Linked DNA regions of Homo sapiens: region 2 is linked to region 1. Evidence: chromatin loops called from intact Hi-C (ENCODE). Cell type or tissue: GM12878. All regions are shown on one strand. Each heading gives the region's core, and the rest is flanking DNA. Links, peaks and the distances in the headings are about the cores only. Region 1 has its middle 17 kb from the start of TM4SF18-AS1. Region 2 overlaps CP (ceruloplasmin).

The links. A loop is a pair of places that touch in the nucleus more often than their neighbours do. Peaks named below come from ENCODE experiments on the same cell type or tissue, not always from the same donor. Only the 100,000 strongest peaks of a DNase experiment are listed, where the experiment ranks them.
Region 2: it touches region 1 in a loop (2.0-fold over the local background); 8 of 110 quality-filtered maps call a loop at or near these places.

The regions. Positions count from the first base shown.
Region 1 is chr3:149,263,562-149,271,907 of GRCh38, reverse strand. It overlaps the pseudogene CPHL1P. Among named protein-coding and RNA genes, the nearest start is that of TM4SF18-AS1, 17 kb to the left of the region's middle. RefSeq lists an enhancer at 1,165-2,364. In GM12878, for the core only: no CTCF peak of the experiment used is centred there; a DNase peak (open chromatin) is centred at 4,114.
Region 2 is chr3:149,200,416-149,208,761 of GRCh38, reverse strand. CP (ceruloplasmin) reads left to right here. Exons shown (of 19, transcript NM_000096.4): 5 at 1,145-1,399; 6 at 2,423-2,594; 7 at 6,521-6,660. Among named protein-coding and RNA genes, the nearest start is that of CP, 17 kb to the left of the region's middle. In GM12878, for the core only: no CTCF peak of the experiment used is centred there; a DNase peak (open chromatin) is centred at 4,781.

The DNA of each region.
Region 1 (8,346 bases), core at 68-8,067:
CCTCTCCCTCATCACTTGCTAAATACATCAGTCAAGTCCCGCCAGCTCTACTTCGTACACATCACAAGGTCAGCTCACTTCTCTTCAGCTCCACGAACTCTAACCTAGTTCAGGCCACTGCCATCTTTTTGCTAGGATACCCACAACAGCCTCTTAGCTGCCCCACCAGTCTCTAGTGCTTCCCCTTTCAATTCATCTCCACTTGGCTTTCTGTCTGGGGGGTGAAGGTGGGAGGATGATTCTGAGTCTGTCACTCCTTTGCTTAAAATCCTTCAAGGACTGCTGATTGTTCTGACGATAAAGTCCAAATTCCTTTTATCTTAATTGCTGCCTGGAATCTTCTCTACAGGTACACCCCAGCAAACTCCTCATCCTTTAAATATCAACTGAGGTGTCACTGCCTTCAGAAAAGATTTCCATACCCAAAATTAAATTAACCAGCTCCCAAACACTGAACTCTTCCCTACTATAGAACTTTACACACTATAGTATCTTATTAATTGATGGCGTCCACCCTTGATTGTATGCCCTGCAAGGGTAGATAACTGTCTTGTTCACTTTTATAAACCCAACACTTGTCATAGTACCTAACACATTACAAATATTCAATAAATATTTGTTGAATATAAGCATAGAAGAATAAATAAATTGGTATGAACTAAAGTTATCCTTCGTTTGAGGAAACACAAATTTTTAGACTTTGAACAATCTCACGCGATAATGGTCATCAGATGCAGACACTGCAGAAAGTTACTGATTTGATGTAAAGATGAGTATGGATTCTTTAAATATGGCTTCATATAGGTAATATGCTTTTTTAAGTTTGTTGTAAACTTTACAAAAACCGACATCCCACATCGCAAACATTTACCTTTTTCACGTGCCCTAACAATTAACAAAACTGTAGATCGTAAAAGTAGTTGTATCTGTAACAATGGTTCTAATTAATGTCTACATGAAAAGTAAGAAATGTGTTTTTTGTTTCAGGGACACTGAATGGAGACACTGAAAAAGATATTGACAGGTCTTCTTTTCTGATGTTTTCTACAACTGATGAAAGCAGAAGCTGGTATAGTGATGAAAATATTCGTGCATTTACTGAATCTGGCAAGATTAATACTAGTGATCCCCGTTTTGAGGAGAGCATGAGCATGCAATGTACGATTAAAAGAACTTTCTCATACATAATATCTTATAATTCTAACTTCTATGATCGTATTCAGTCATTTCCCTTTGTTCAAGTTTATTTAGTTGAGTTTATGTTTTTCAGCGTTTCAATCAGAGTATACTGGGTTGACATGCAAATGCAAATCACTAGTAAAGCCTGCTCATTCCCTAAGTCCAATAGCAAGTAAAGTTTGGTCAATATTTGTTTTCTGAAGTCTCATACTGATTTAAAATAGACAGTAAAAACCTAAGAAAGACGTAACTTTAAGTAATAAAATATGGAATAACAAAGACATAATTGACCAAATATTTTATGAATATGTGTTTTTATCCAACATAGAATTTTTCAGAAATGATGTCATCATAATCCGTCACCCTTATCCTTGGTTTCTTCTCTCATGAACTTAGTTTCTATTTTTTTCCCCTTTTCACTGCTTCCTGCCTTTCAGGAACTTTTTCTCCTCTTGCCTTTAAACCTTTGTGTTCCCCTCACTTCTCATCATACACAATGCATATGGACTCCTTTCCCATGAAACACAAATCAGATGTTATAGATTATGTGTGAGAACAATGTTGACATTGTGAGGTTTATATTAATATGATGAGGAAATACACAGAATTTTTACCAGGTGGCACTGATCTATCATGCCTGATTGATTAATATACATTTGTTTTCAGCAATAAATGGATACATCTATGGAAATCTGCCCAATCTCACCATGTGTGCTGAAGATAGGGTCCAGTGGTATTTTGTTGGCATGGGTGGCGTGGCTGACATACACCCCGTCTACCTCCGCGGACAAACTCTGATCTCTCGGAATCACAGAAAGGACACCATTATGCTCTTCCCCTCCTCACTGGAAGATGCCTTCATGGTGGCCAAGGCCCCTGGAGTGTGGATGCTGGGATGCCAGATACATGGTAGTGATCTATTACTTTTGCGTGATACAGAGTCAGAGAACTTCCAAGGTCATAGCCCATTACAAATGCCTTACCTTACAAATGAAGAAACCGATATCCAAGAAGGTGATATGATTCCTTTTGGAAACAGTCAGTGATGGAGCCCAGGTCCCTGACAGCTTTAAATCCTTTTAAGTATATAGGATTGGGTTGCTGTTTTTACAAAAACTTTTATATTCATTGTGAGAATATAAACCCTGAGTGAGAACCCTGAGTGTCAGACAGAGCAGATATTATTACAGCTTTTTCTTTAACTGAGGAAACAAGAATCAAAATCCTATGGGAAGCAGAGCAAGAAATTATGCAGAACCCAATAATTCTAATTGATTACTCAAGTAAACCTCCTTATTTTTGTTTATTTCCCTCTCCACATTTGCCATTTAATAACAGAATGGTCAGTTATGTTGTTGTTTATCTTTTTTATTCTTGAATATGACAAAACTCTATATATGATCACGTAAATGTTCTGTGTTATTTTTCAATCAGAAAAAAACATAATTTTCATTAGAATTACAGAATTTAACTTTATTTTTTTGTGTGAGAAAAAGAAAACCACTCACGGCTATTATAACTCAAGGACTGAATTTAGTGATAAAAAGTTGTCACTTAGAAAAGATGATCATTTTCAGATTAAAATATACTCAGCTCCACCAATACCTCCTATCTACCTTATTCTCAGATCATACCCTCAAGACAGTCTTTCTACCTCAACCCTGCAGAAAGACTAGTGTCAGCCCTAGACCAAGTGAAAAAACGCCTCAAAGCCTAGTTGGCTGATGGGATCCCATCACTTTCTCCTGTGTGTCTCCTCTTTCTGTGTCCTTCTGAAGATTTTCTGCGCTTTAATTTACTCCATTTTTTTTAAGTAATTACAAGAATATATGAATAGACCTTTGTTGGAAAGAAAGGTAGGAAGGAAAGAAAGGAGGAAAAAAAGTGGGAGAAATGGAAGAAGAGAAGGAGGAAAAGAGGCAGAAAAATAGGTGGAGGAAAGCAGGCAGAAAAAGTGAAAGAAGTCTAATGCAGTATACATTAGCCTCCAGCTCAAAAGAGCTGAGAGTTAAATAATCCAGCAGTTAAATTATTGGTAGCTTCAAATTGGTTGCAATGGGAAGTGCTTACACTACAAAAAAATTAGCACATAAATCAGAGTTTGTGTTTAGTTTTGGAGAGCTGCTTTAAGGACACACCATCAGTCCAATTCCACCCCACCACCATCTTAGCCACTGTAATCAATTTGTGCAAGTATTTGAAAACCTGTTCGCTATGCACTTTCACACAACATAAACATGAACACGTAGAAATAAAAATACATAGCTATGTTTTGTGCTTTGTTTTATGTAAGTAGATCACACTGCATATAATATTCTGTTGTTTTCATCACTCATATCAAAGTCTTGAAGTCTCTTTCCATGCATTCTCTATACATTTAACTTTTTTTTTTTAACTGTTGCATAGTTTTCCATATTTTGGTTGTACTGTAATTTATTTAACCTTTTGCCTACAAACAGATGTTTAAGTTGCTACTGCCTTTTTGGTTTATTAACAATGTTATAGTTAACACCTTTTTTTTTTTTTTTTGAGATGGAGTTTCCCTCTTGTTGCCCAGGCTGGAGTGCAGTGGCGCGATCTCAGCTCACCGCAATCTCTGCCTCCCAAGTTCAAGCGATTCTCCTGCCTCAGTCTCCTGAGTAGCTGGGATTACAGGCATGCACCACCATGCCCAGATAATTTTGTATTTTTAGTAGAGACAGGGTTTCTCCATATTGGTCAGGCTGGTCTTGAACTCCCGACCTCAGGTGATCCGCCCGCCTCGGCCTCCCAGAGTGCTGGGATTACAGTCATGAGCCACCGTGCCTGACCTTATTTAATACCTTTTTATATGTCTCTTCATGTATGTGAAAATATTTCTCATGACTCTCAAGAAGTGAAACTATATAATGGCAGAGAGGTTTTTTTTTGTTTTTTTTTTTGAGTCATGCTCTGTTGCTCAGGCTGGAGTTCAGTGGTGCAGTCATGGCTCACTGCAACCTCGATCTTCTGGGCTCAAGCAGTCTTCCCACCTTAGCCTCCGGAGTAGTTGGCGTTACAGGCATACACCATCACACCCAGCTGATTTTTTTTTTTTTTTTTTTGTAGAGATGGGGTTTTGTCATGTTGCCCAGGCCGGTCTCAAACTGCTGGGCTCAAGTGAGGCCGCCTGCCTTGGCCTCCAAAAGTGCTGAGATTACACGTGTGACCCACTGCCTGCCAGGGCTTTTAATTTTAACAAATTTTGCCAAATTGTCTTCCATAAAGTCTATATTAATTTACATTCCCACCAACGGTGCTCTGAAATTAAAACACAGGACTGATCTTCTCATGCCTTGAGTTTCTTTCTTCCAGCCAACTAGTTAATTGAATAAACCAACTAACTCATTAATGACTAGTAGTAGTAATTTCATATTCATGAGGGAAGATGTTCTTGGACTCTCAAATTCTTCTCAGTATGTAGGTACCATCTTCACTTCAGAGTTGGTCCAAAGCTGGTTATTATTCTCTAATAATATATATGCCTTTAATATTCATTTTTGCATCCTGACTTTTGTACTTATTTCATACATCTTAAATTTTTCCATTGATTTCATACATCACATTTCTCAAAGAAATAGAAAGTCTCAATATTGTTGGCTAAAATTGAAAATATGTATTGACCAAGAAAATTGTCTTAATGTTTTAATAACATTCTCTATCTGTTTTTCAGAGAGTATGCAGGCATTTTTCAAAGTAAGTAATTGCCAGAAACCTTCAACAGAAGCCTTTGTTACTGGGACACATGTTATACATTACTATATTGCTGCTAAAGAAATTCTTTGGAACTATGCTCCATCTGGTATAGATTTCTTCACTAAAAAAAATTTAACAGCAGCTGGAAGGTAATGAGTCACTGGTTAAAATATTTATAGTTAAATAATTAAGATAATTGAAAAATTTCATAATCTAGTTACTTCTGAAAAAGATTTAGGCATCTAATTAAAATATACTGATAAAATAAATATAAGAAAGTAATTGGAAAATTTTGAAGCCAAGGAGCATTGCTAGACAAAATTCTTCTCTAAATGCGCTGGCCGACAATGTAAAGGAAAATATATTATTCATCTTTTTCCTAGCACAAAACTTTAAAATGGATTTACTCTATACTTATGAAACATTTAACAATATAGCAGACAATGTCATCAATAACATTTTATTAAAATTTTAAAACATTCTTTGTGTGCAACTTATACACTCCTGCTAAGATCTGAAGGCACAGTTAAATCATTGAATGTGATATCCTTAAACTATATTCTATAAATATTATGTACTCAGTAACACCTAAGACTATATTACCAATTGTTGTCTTAATAACCAAAAACTAACACTAAAATGCATTACTCTGGCATTCATTAGCATTTAAAAGTGGGCAAAAAGTTTTTCTGATAGTCCAACTGCCAAGTATATTTACCATATTGAGGACAACAGGAGATTTAATTCTTCTGGCCTACTGAGTGAAGACACATGTTAGAACAGACAAAGTCCTAAAACCACCAGAAAATAACGTTCTTTATGATACTTATTTTTCTCTAATGCACTCACAGGAATTTGAGAAAGCAAAGAATATTATGTCAAGTGACATTTTCCCGTCTTTATTTTTAATTATTTTTTAATGATACATGATATTTGTACAGATTTAGGGGGTACATATGATATTTTGATATGCGCATACAATATGTGATAACTAAATCAGAGCATTTAGGATATCCATTGCCTCAAACATCTATCATTTCTTTGTGGTGGAAACTTTTCAATTTTTTTCTTGTGGCTATTTTGAAATATACGATATAGTGTTATTAACCATAGTCACCCCACTGAGCTATTGAACCCTGGGGCATATTTCTTCTATCTAATTGTATGTTTGTACCCATTAACCAACCTCTCTTCATCATCCATTACTCCCCCACCACCACCCCCACACATTCTTCCAAGCCTCTGGTAACCATCATTCTATTTTCTACCTCCATAAAATCGACTTTTCTAGCTCCCATGTATGAGGGCATATGACATTTGTCTTTCTGCGCCTGGTTTATTTTGCTTAATATAATGCACCCCAGCATCCATGTTGCTGCAAATAACATGGTCTCAGTCTTTTTTATGGCTGAATAGCATTCCATTGTGTATATATAGTACATTTTCTTTACTATTCACTTGTTAATGCACACTTGGGTTGGATTCCATATCTTGGCTTTTGGGGATAATGCTGCAATAAACATGGAGGTGTAGTATCAAAGGTGTATCCCTTTGATACACTGGTTTCTTTTCCTTTGGATAAATACCCAGTAGTGGATTGTATGATAGTTCTAATTTTAGTTTTTTGATGAAACTCCATACTGCGTTCCATAATGGCTGTACTAATTTACATTCTCACCAACAGTGTGTAAGAGTTCCTTCTCTGCAACCTCAGCCGCTTTTGCTGCTTTTTGTATTTTTGATAATAGCCATCTTAACTGGGGTGAGATGAGATCTCATTGTGATTTTGATTTGCATTTCCCTGATGAAGAGTAATGCTGAGCATTTTTTCATATATCTGTTTGTTGGCCACTTGTGTATCTTCTGTAGAGAAATGTCTCTTCATTTGACCCTTTGCCTGCTTTTTAATGGGAATATTATTATTGTTATTATTATTATTACTGTTAAGCTGTTTGAATTCCTTGTATATTCTGGATATTCATCCTTCGTCACATGAATAGTTTGCAAATATTTTCTCTCATTCAACAGGTTTTCTTTCCACTCTGTTGATTGTTTCCTTTGCTGTGCAGAAGTATTTTAGTTTAACATAATCGAAATTGTCTATTTTTGTTTTTGTTGTCTGTGCTTTTGAGGTATTAGCTATAAAATAGTTAGATCAATGTCCTGGAGTGTTTCCCCCATGTTTTTTTCTAGTCAGTTTTTATATTTGGGTCTTACATGTAAGCATTTAATCCACTTTGAGTTGATTTTTGCATATGATGAGATATGGCCTCTAATTTCATTCCTCTGCATATGGATGTCCTGTTTTCCCAGCACCATTTATTGAAGAAGGTGTCCTTTCCCGAGTGTATATTCTATGTTCTTGTCACTTTTTTTTGTTTGGAAGGTTAGTTGGCTGTAAATATATGGACTTATTTCTTTCTGGGTTCTCTATTCTTTTTCATTGGCCTGTATGTCATTGGGTTCTCTATTCTTTTTCGTTGGCCTATATGTCATTGGCCTATAGGATTTTTTTTTCTATTTTTGTGAAGAATGTTATTGGTATTTTATAGGGTTGCCTTAAATCTGTAGATTGCTTTTGGTAGAATGGTCATTTTAACAATATTAATTTTGATCCATGAGCATGGGGTGTCTTTCCACTTTTTGTATCCTCTTCAATTTCTTTCATCAGTGTTTTGTGGCTTTCCTTGTAAACATCTTTCATCTCTTTGGTTAAATTTATTCTTAGGTTTTTTGTTTGGTTTGGTTTTTGTTTTGTAGCTATTGTGAATGGGATTGTTCTCTTGATTTCTTCTTCAGCTACTGTGTTATTGGTATATAGAAACACTACTGATTTTTGTATGTTGATTTGTATCCTGCAACTTTATTGAATTCATTTATTGTAAGAGTTATTTCGTAGTGTCTTTAAATTTTTCTATATATAAGATCATGTCATCTGCAAAAAGGAAAAATTTGACTTCCCCTTTTCTAATTTGAATGCCTTTTATTTCTTTCTCTTGCTTGACTGCTCTGGCTAGGACTTCCAATACTATGTCAAATAGGAATGGTGAAAGTGGGCATCCTTGTCTTGTTCCAGTTCTTGGAGGAAAGGCTTTCTGGTTTTCTTCACTCAGTATGTTAGCTGTGGGATTGTCATATATAGCCTTTATTATGTTAAGAGTGTAACTCCTATGCCTGATTTGTTGAGAGTTTTTGTCACAAAAGGATGTTGAACTTTATCAAACACTTTTTCTGTACCTACTGATATGATCATATGGTTTTTGTCCTTTATTCTGTTAATGTAATATATCACATTGATTGGTTTGCTATGTTGAAACATCCTTGCATCCCTGGGAAAAAAACCCACTTGATCATGGTGTATTATCTTTTTGATATTTGTTGGATTTGGTTTGCAAGTATCTTGTTGAGGATGTTTTCATCTATGTTCATCAGAGATATGTAGTTTTCTTTTTA
Region 2 (8,346 bases), core at 253-8,252, 63 kb after region 1:
TCTGCATCATTCGTTTCTACATTTCAGTTCACTTTACTTTTCTAGAAATGCTTTTTTTACAGTTTAGACTTTTTCTTAATTCTCAGACACAAAATAATGAGCTTAGTAAGATTATCTATTTCTCATAATTTGCATGAGAAACAGAGTCCCTTAACAACAACTAGACCAATAAGTAGATATTTTCGTTTATTTGTTTGTGTTTAACTTCTTCAAAATAACCTGTACTCAGAAACCGAGAGCACAAAAATAACGATACTACCAAAGTAGAAAAATAAACTAGTTAACAAAGTACAGATTTTGTTTCCAACTTTTACTTATATCTGGGTGGAAGGTCCTCTTTCCATACTTTAATCCTGTCTCTGTTGTGTACTAACAAAAATAGTTGTTATAAAAAGATACTCAAAATTCTAGCCTGAGCAGGTTTGATTTGGTACCAGTGTTACATGTGGTGCACTCAGGATTCTTCCCAGAACTAATTTCCACTTGGGAAATTTTTAGGGCCACCCAGTTTGAACAGTGACCATAAGTTTCTTCTGAGGGTTTCAGGCCACCTTGCCTATGAACTTTTAGGTCTTTGTGGCTCTGTCCCTGCTGCCCTTCTACATTTTTTCCCTCCTTCATATCTCTTCCAATCTTAAAAATTTTGTCTTGCAATCTTTAAAAAAAAGCTATTCTTATGTACTTTTTACAAAATAAATTTATGGTAGAAAATTGGAAATTTTCTGACAAGCAAAAACATCCATACTACCAACATGATGAATAACTGATTGAATACTAATATTCAATCTTTTTTCTATTAATTCTATGTGTGTTTTGTTTATATGTATGTATATATGCACACCTCTGTATTTACACACACACACAATGTGTACAGTTTATAACAAAGACAGCAAATAGGTTTTATCTTCAGTATTGTGTTCATCTGTTAATATGGTATTGATAAGAATCCTCAGGCTGAATTCAGTTCCAAAATGAAAGAGTGCTGTGATTGATTAGCAATGTCTGACATGAGTATAGGGGGCAAGAATACCAGCATGTGTGCCAGATATTTGCCATTCCAAATTGATTCTATTTATATAGAGGTAACTCTCACTATCTCAAGCATTAATGACTCTTAGTCACAAACTCTGCTCTTGACTTACAGCTGTGAATGGATACACTTTTGGAAGTCTCCCAGGACTCTCCATGTGTGCTGAAGACAGAGTAAAATGGTACCTTTTTGGTATGGGTAATGAAGTTGATGTGCACGCAGCTTTCTTTCACGGGCAAGCACTGACTAACAAGAACTACCGTATTGACACAATCAACCTCTTTCCTGCTACCCTGTTTGATGCTTATATGGTGGCCCAGAACCCTGGAGAATGGATGCTCAGCTGTCAGAATCTAAACCATCTGAAAGGTAGGACATCTTTACCTGAAATTAGCAGTCAGCTGAAAAAGGTGGTTACTGGGAATCAGAATCTAAAAGCTAAATATCTTTGAAATAATCTGAGCTTTGAACTGGCATCTTAGTTTTATCCCTATGATGGTATATATAATAATGTAATAAAAAAAGACTGTAAGACAGGAATATTATAAAGTAATGAAATTTGAAAATATATTAGTTTTTGGAAAGAACAACTGGCCCTGAAAGTATAGTACTATATATACTTACTCAGCTTTGTAAAATATACCAGTGTTGTAACATCCAGAAAAATTGTATGTTGCACTGGAAAGCACCCTGTTTTTCGACTTATTTCTGTCAAGTATAATTAACTTTGTTCTTTATTTGAGCCTGGCCATCCCTTAGTTTAACTCGATAAATCCTTCCTTTATCTCTTTAACTTAGGCAATAAAAACATTCCTTGTTCTTGAAAAATATTAGTTTTTAATATTGGTCTACTGAATAAATTAAGTTTAACATAGGAGTTCAGATATTTTACTTTGACGTGCAAATATAATTGCTTTTATCAAATATGCTCTGGGCCACAGAAGGCCCAGCACAGCAGATGCACAACCATCTTGTACAAGACAGCAATAATATAAGCTCATTTGGTACCTCCTCCTTGTACCTCCTCCTCCACCCAATGCAACCCCTTAAAATATGTCAAAGCCTCTCTTCTCTGCTTATCTACAGATTTGTTCTTTTTCTCTCATTGAAAGAACTACCAAGTGAAACCCCACAGAAACTGGTACCATATTTTGAAAACATATATGCTTAATATCTCTATGCTGTATGTACATAAAAAACAAAGTATATCTGTTTTAAACTTGAGTTTTCCATCATTAATTTATTTACAGCTGTCTGCCCTAGTTTATAGTACTGTTGCTATCTGTCTATTCCTTCAATTTCTACTTGTCATCACCCGAGCAGTGTTTACAGGGCAATAGGAGAGAGAAACATTGTCTTCATTAATCAATGCCTCTTTCTGTTTCATTTCAGCCGGTTTGCAAGCCTTTTTCCAGGTCCAGGAGTGTAACAAGTCTTCATCAAAGGATAATATCCGTGGGAAGCATGTTAGACACTACTACATTGCCGCTGAGGAAATCATCTGGAACTATGCTCCCTCTGGTATAGACATCTTCACTAAAGAAAACTTAACAGCACCTGGAAGGTAATTTACAAAAAAAGAGTACTATTTCAAAATATGCTCTCCCCCGCACAAAGGAACTACAAAAGGCTAATTCAGCAATTAAAATTTTAATTGGTATCTGAAATTGAGTAACTAGACTGCTAAATATTTATTAAGGTATTTGATGTAAGAGTCTGAGCTTGAGAACTATGAGTTTTGAGTCCATGAAAAAAGATGGGTTCAAAAGTTATCAAATGCTTGACAAAGTCCTAAGAAAACACTGAATACTATTAGATAAATCAATTAATTTGCTTCCCATTTCAGAAAACGTGGCACTGTACGATTCAGCAGCATTAAGTACAGTTACACTATTGCATAGCCGTCACCACTATCCATTTCCAGAACTTTTTTTTTATCATCCCAAATGAAAACTCTGAACCCTTTAAACAATAACAACCTTCTTCCACTCTTTCTCCACCCCCTGATAAGCTCGATTCTACTTTCTGTCTCTATGAGTTTTCCTATTCTAGGCAACTCATACAAGTGGAATCATACAATATTGGTTCTTTTGTGTCTTTTATATCACTTAGCATAATGTTTTAAGATTTGTTCATGTTGTAGCATGCATCAGAATTTCATTCCTCTTTAAGGCTGAATAATGCTTCATTGTATGTATATACCATATTTTGTTTATTCATTCATCTGTTGATAAACATTTGGGTCATTTCCACCTTTTGGCTATTGTGACTAATGTTGCTATGAACAATTGTTATACAAATATCACTGTTCAAATCTCTGCTTTTAATTATTTTGCATATCCAGCTAGAAGCGATTCCGCTTCTAGCTGGATATGCAAAATAATTAATAGAAATGGTAATTCTATTTTTAATTTTTTGAGGAACCACATTACTGTTCTCCATAGCAACTGCACCATTTTACAGGCTCATCAGCAATGTACAGGGGTTTCAATTTCTTCACATTCTCATCAACACTTGTTATTTTCTGTTTTGTTTTTTTTTTTAATAATAACCATCCTAATGAGCATAAGTGATATTTCATAGTGGTTGTGATTTGCATTTTCTTAATGACTAGTAATGTTGAGGATCTTTTCATGTACTTTTTGGTCATTTGTGTATCTTCTTCAGATAAATGTCTATTTAAGTCCTTCAGCCATTTTTGAAGTGGGATTTGTGTTGTTGTTGTTGTTGACCTGTAGGAGTTCTTTATATATTCAGGATATTAATTCCTTATCAGTTATTTGCAAATATTTTCTGGCATTCTATAGGTTGTCTTTCACTTTCTTGATAGTGTCCTTTGATGTACACAAGCTACTCTTTGTACATGTCTGAATGACTTCCACAGCCTCCCAGTCATTCTTTCTGTTTGTCTTCCTTTTCTACTATCGATTTTTTACAAAGCAGTACTGTGATCTTTCAAAAATGTCAATGAGATGATGCCACTCCCCTGCTCCAAGTCTTTACTCATATATCACTTCCTCAGAGAAGCCCTGTTTGCCATCCATATTAAAAATACCCTCCTTGGAAAGGTTAAGTAATTCATCCAACATCACACAATAAATGGATAGCTAGGACTTGCTCAGCCCAGACCTGTGACTCCTGAAGCAGAGATTTAAGTCCCATGCTACACTGACACCTACATGTGATTACTCCCAACGCTGCGTCTCCAACTCAGGAGGATCTAGTGAATTTCAGATTGCATTTCAAACTTCTTAGTGACACCCCCACATGGATGAGGCTATTCAAACTCCTCTCCTCATCAAGTACTGCCTTGTTTTATAGAAACTATCTCTGAAGGCTGTCTACTTCTCTCCATCTTCTTTGCCAATACCTATGAACTCATCTCTGCCTCTCACTGAGATTAGAAAAGCAGGCTCCTGACTGGTCTCCCTACTGCAGTCTTGTATTTTCCAACACATTCTCCAAACATCTGCCAGAGGGATCCTCCTAAAATGCTAATCCTGAATGCTTAAATCTTTCAAATGCTTCTCACTGCCCTGGGATGGAAGGCTGAAACCTTAACTAGGTCCTACTGCTTATCTCCCATCTATCTAAGCCTCATTCTTCACTCCTCTGCCCTGTCTTGCATGCTATGCTTCTGCCATATTTTCTAGAACATGGCATGCTCGCTCTTTTCTCTAAGCCTGCTCATAAGCAGTTTCCTCTTTGTATACACCTGCCCTAGTCTCTGCGCTACACACACACTTCATCTTGCTAACTCTACTTCCCCTTTAGGTAGTTTTGAGTAATCACTTCCTCTGGAATGTCTTTGTGGCCTCTTCACTGCACTTTCCCCAACCTCAAAGAAATGCTCCATAATACCCTGTGCTTATTACACTGTATTATATTGATGGGTTCATGGCCTGTCTTCTCTGCCAGATGTAAGGTCCACGTGGACAAGGAAGAGTCCACCTTGCTTATGGTTAAGTCATCAACACATAGCAGGATTCCCAGCAAAGAGCAGGTGTTTGATGCATTTGTCAAGTGAAAGAAATGATGAATGAGGTGGCTTTGCGCAAGTCAAATAATTACCTTTCTGAAATTTAATTTCTTCGTTTGCAAAATAGGGAGAATAATACCAACTTTGTTGCGATGTCATGTGAGTTTCAGCTAATAAACAAAAGCTCCTGGCCAAGCGCCGTGGCTCATGCCTGTAATCCCAGCACTTTGGGAGGCCAAAGCGGGTGGATCACTTGAGGCCAGGAGTGCGAGACCAGCCTGGCCAACATACCAAAGCCCCGTCTCTATTAAAAACCAAAAAATTAGCTGAGCATGGTGGCATATGCCTGTAATCCCAGTTATTCAGGAGGCTGAGGTATGAGAATCACTTGAACCAGAGAGGCAGAGTTTGCAGTGAGCCAAGATCACACCACGGCACTCCAGCTTGGGCAAGAGAGCGAGACTCTGCTCCAAAAACAAAAAATAAATAAATAAAAGCTCCCGAGCAGCTGGCCAGTGCTAATACACAATAAAGAGTAGCCACTGGGGCCGGGCGCAGTGGCTTACGCCTGTAATCTCAGTACTTTGCAAAGCCGAGACGGGCGGATCACTGAGGTCAGGAGATCGAGACCATCCTGGCTAACACGGTGAAACCCCGTCTCTACTAAAAATACAAAAAATTAGCCGGGCGTTGTGGCGGGCGCCTGTAGTCCCAGCTACTCGGGAGGCTGAGGCAGGAGAATTGCTTGAACCTGAGAGGTGGAGGTTGCAGTGAGCTGAGATGGCACCACTGCACTCCAGCCTGGGCAACAGAGTGAGACTCCACCTGAAAAAAAAAAAAAAAAGGCCAGGCATGGTGGCTCATGCCTGTAATCCCAGCACTTTGGGAGGCCGAGGCGGGCAGATCATGAGGTCAGGAGATCGAGACCATCCTGGCTAACATGTTGAAACCCTGTCTCTACTAAAGAAATACAAAAAATTAGCCAGGCATGGTGGCAGGCGCCTGTAGTCCCAGCTACTCGGGAGGCTGAGGCAGGAGAATGGCGTGAACCCAGGAGGCAAAGCTTGCAGTGAGCTGATATGTGCCACTGCACTCCAGCCTGGGTGACAGAGCGAGACTCCATGTCAAAAAAAAAAAAAAAAAAAAAGACAAACAACAACAACAACAACAAAAAACTAGCCACTGTGTTTTTAAACATTTCACAATTTGATAAAAAGATTCTATGGTAGAATCCTTTGTCAAGGGGTTGAAGGGGCCCTTCTGAAAATTTTCTCTTCACTTGAAAAAATAAACATCCTCCATGATTCTCTACTTCTTAACTGACCATCCTTCTATGAGTGGACTGGAACTGTCTGCTTTGTTTGAGTAACTGGTACGGATTGCTATAAATCATGGATAATATTCATCTCTAAGCACTGGTCAGAATTTTTCTCTTCAATTAGCACCTTAAGTGAATACCTGCTTTCTGTTCTACTTCAACCCCAGCATTAAACACTTTTTTCCCCCTGCAGTGACTCAGCGGTGTTTTTTGAACAAGGTACCACAAGAATTGGAGGCTCTTATAAAAAGCTGGTTTATCGTGAGTACACAGATGCCTCCTTCACAAATCGAAAGGAGAGAGGCCCTGAAGAAGAGCATCTTGGCATCCTGGGTGAGTTCTTGCAGAATATATATGGCTGGTTTACTCTTCCCATGGGCTACATCAACCTCAGAAAGAATAGTAACTTCAGGACCTACTGCATGATTTCTATGTGTTAAGTAGGCGTGTGGAAGATAAAACAATAAAATGCAGCAGCTAAGTACTTTTCCAAATGTAAATTACCAATGGTAAATTTTCATCATTAAAAGCCCTGCTGACGGCCGGGAGTGGTAGCTCACCCCTGTAATCTCAGCACTTTGGGAGGCTGAGGCGGGCAGATCACTTGGGTAAGGAGTTTGAGACCAGCTTGGACAACATGGTGAAACCCCATCTTTACTAAAAATACAAAAATTAGCAGGGCGTGGTGGCACGTACCTGTAATCCCAGTTTCTTGTGCCTCGATGCTGAGGCATGAGAATCGCTTGAACCCGGGAGGCGGAGGTTGCAGTGAGTCAAGATCGTGCCACTGCACTCCAGCCTGGGAGACAGAGCGAGACTACATCTCAAAAAACAAAACAAACAAACAAACAAAAACCCATGCTGACCTGACTTCAAATGGTTATTTTTTTCTTCAAAGAGGTAAGGGGAATTGTGTGTTGTGTGTTTATGTGACTTGGTTTAAATAGATAACTAAGTTGTGAGCCTCTGCACTTAGTTAAAGATGTGTTCCCTTAGAAATAAAACCCAGGCTAGGGCCAGGCGTGGTGGCTCACGCCTGTAATCTCAGCACTTTGGGAGGCCGAGGCGGGCGGATCACGAGGTCAGGAGATCGAGACCATCCTGGCTAACACGGTGAAACCAGTCTCTACTAAAAATACAAAAAAAATTAGCCGGGCGTGGTGGCGGGTGCCTGTCCTAGTTACTCTGGAGGCTGAGGCAGGAGAATGGCGTGAACTCGGGAGGCGGAGCTTACAGTGAGCTGAGATCTTGCCACTGCACTCCAGCCTGGGTGACAGAGCGAGACTCCGTCTCAAAATCAATCAATCAATCAATCAATCAATCAATCCCAGGCTACTAATGAAACAAGCAGGATCTGTCCTAGAGCCCTCCGCAGGCTGCCCCCAGCCAGAGTCCAGAGACCTGTTCTCGCCAAGGCACGCAGGCAGAATAACAGTGGGTGAGCAAACAGAGTATGGATTCAGATTGTCCTGGTTCTTCACTTTTTTTTTTCCTAGCGGTGACTCAGAGGTATAATACTTTTTGAACAAGGTATTACAAGAATTGGAGGCCCTTATAAAAAGCTGTTTTTTTGTGAGTACACAGTGCATACATTAGCTGTGTGACCTTTGAAAGTTACTCAACTTGGCTGGGCGCGGTGGCTCATGCCTGTATTCCCAGCATTTTGGGAGGCCGAGGCAGGCAGATCACTTAGGTCAGGAGTTCGAGACTAGCCTGGTCAACATGGCGAAACCCCATCTCTACTAAAAAAAAAAAAAGTACAAAAATGAGAATGGCGTGGTGGCGAGTGCCTGTAATCCCAGCTACTGGGAGGCTGCGACAGAAGAATCACTTGAACCTGGGAGGCAGAGGTTGCAGTTAGCCAAGATCATGCCACTGCACTCCAGCCTAGGCAACAGAATGAGACTCCATCTCAAAAAAAGAAAAAGAAAAAAAGAAAATACTCACTGTCTGTCCCTGCTCCCTTCTGTAAAATGGGAACAATAGTTATTAAAGTTGGTATAGGGATTAAATCAGTTA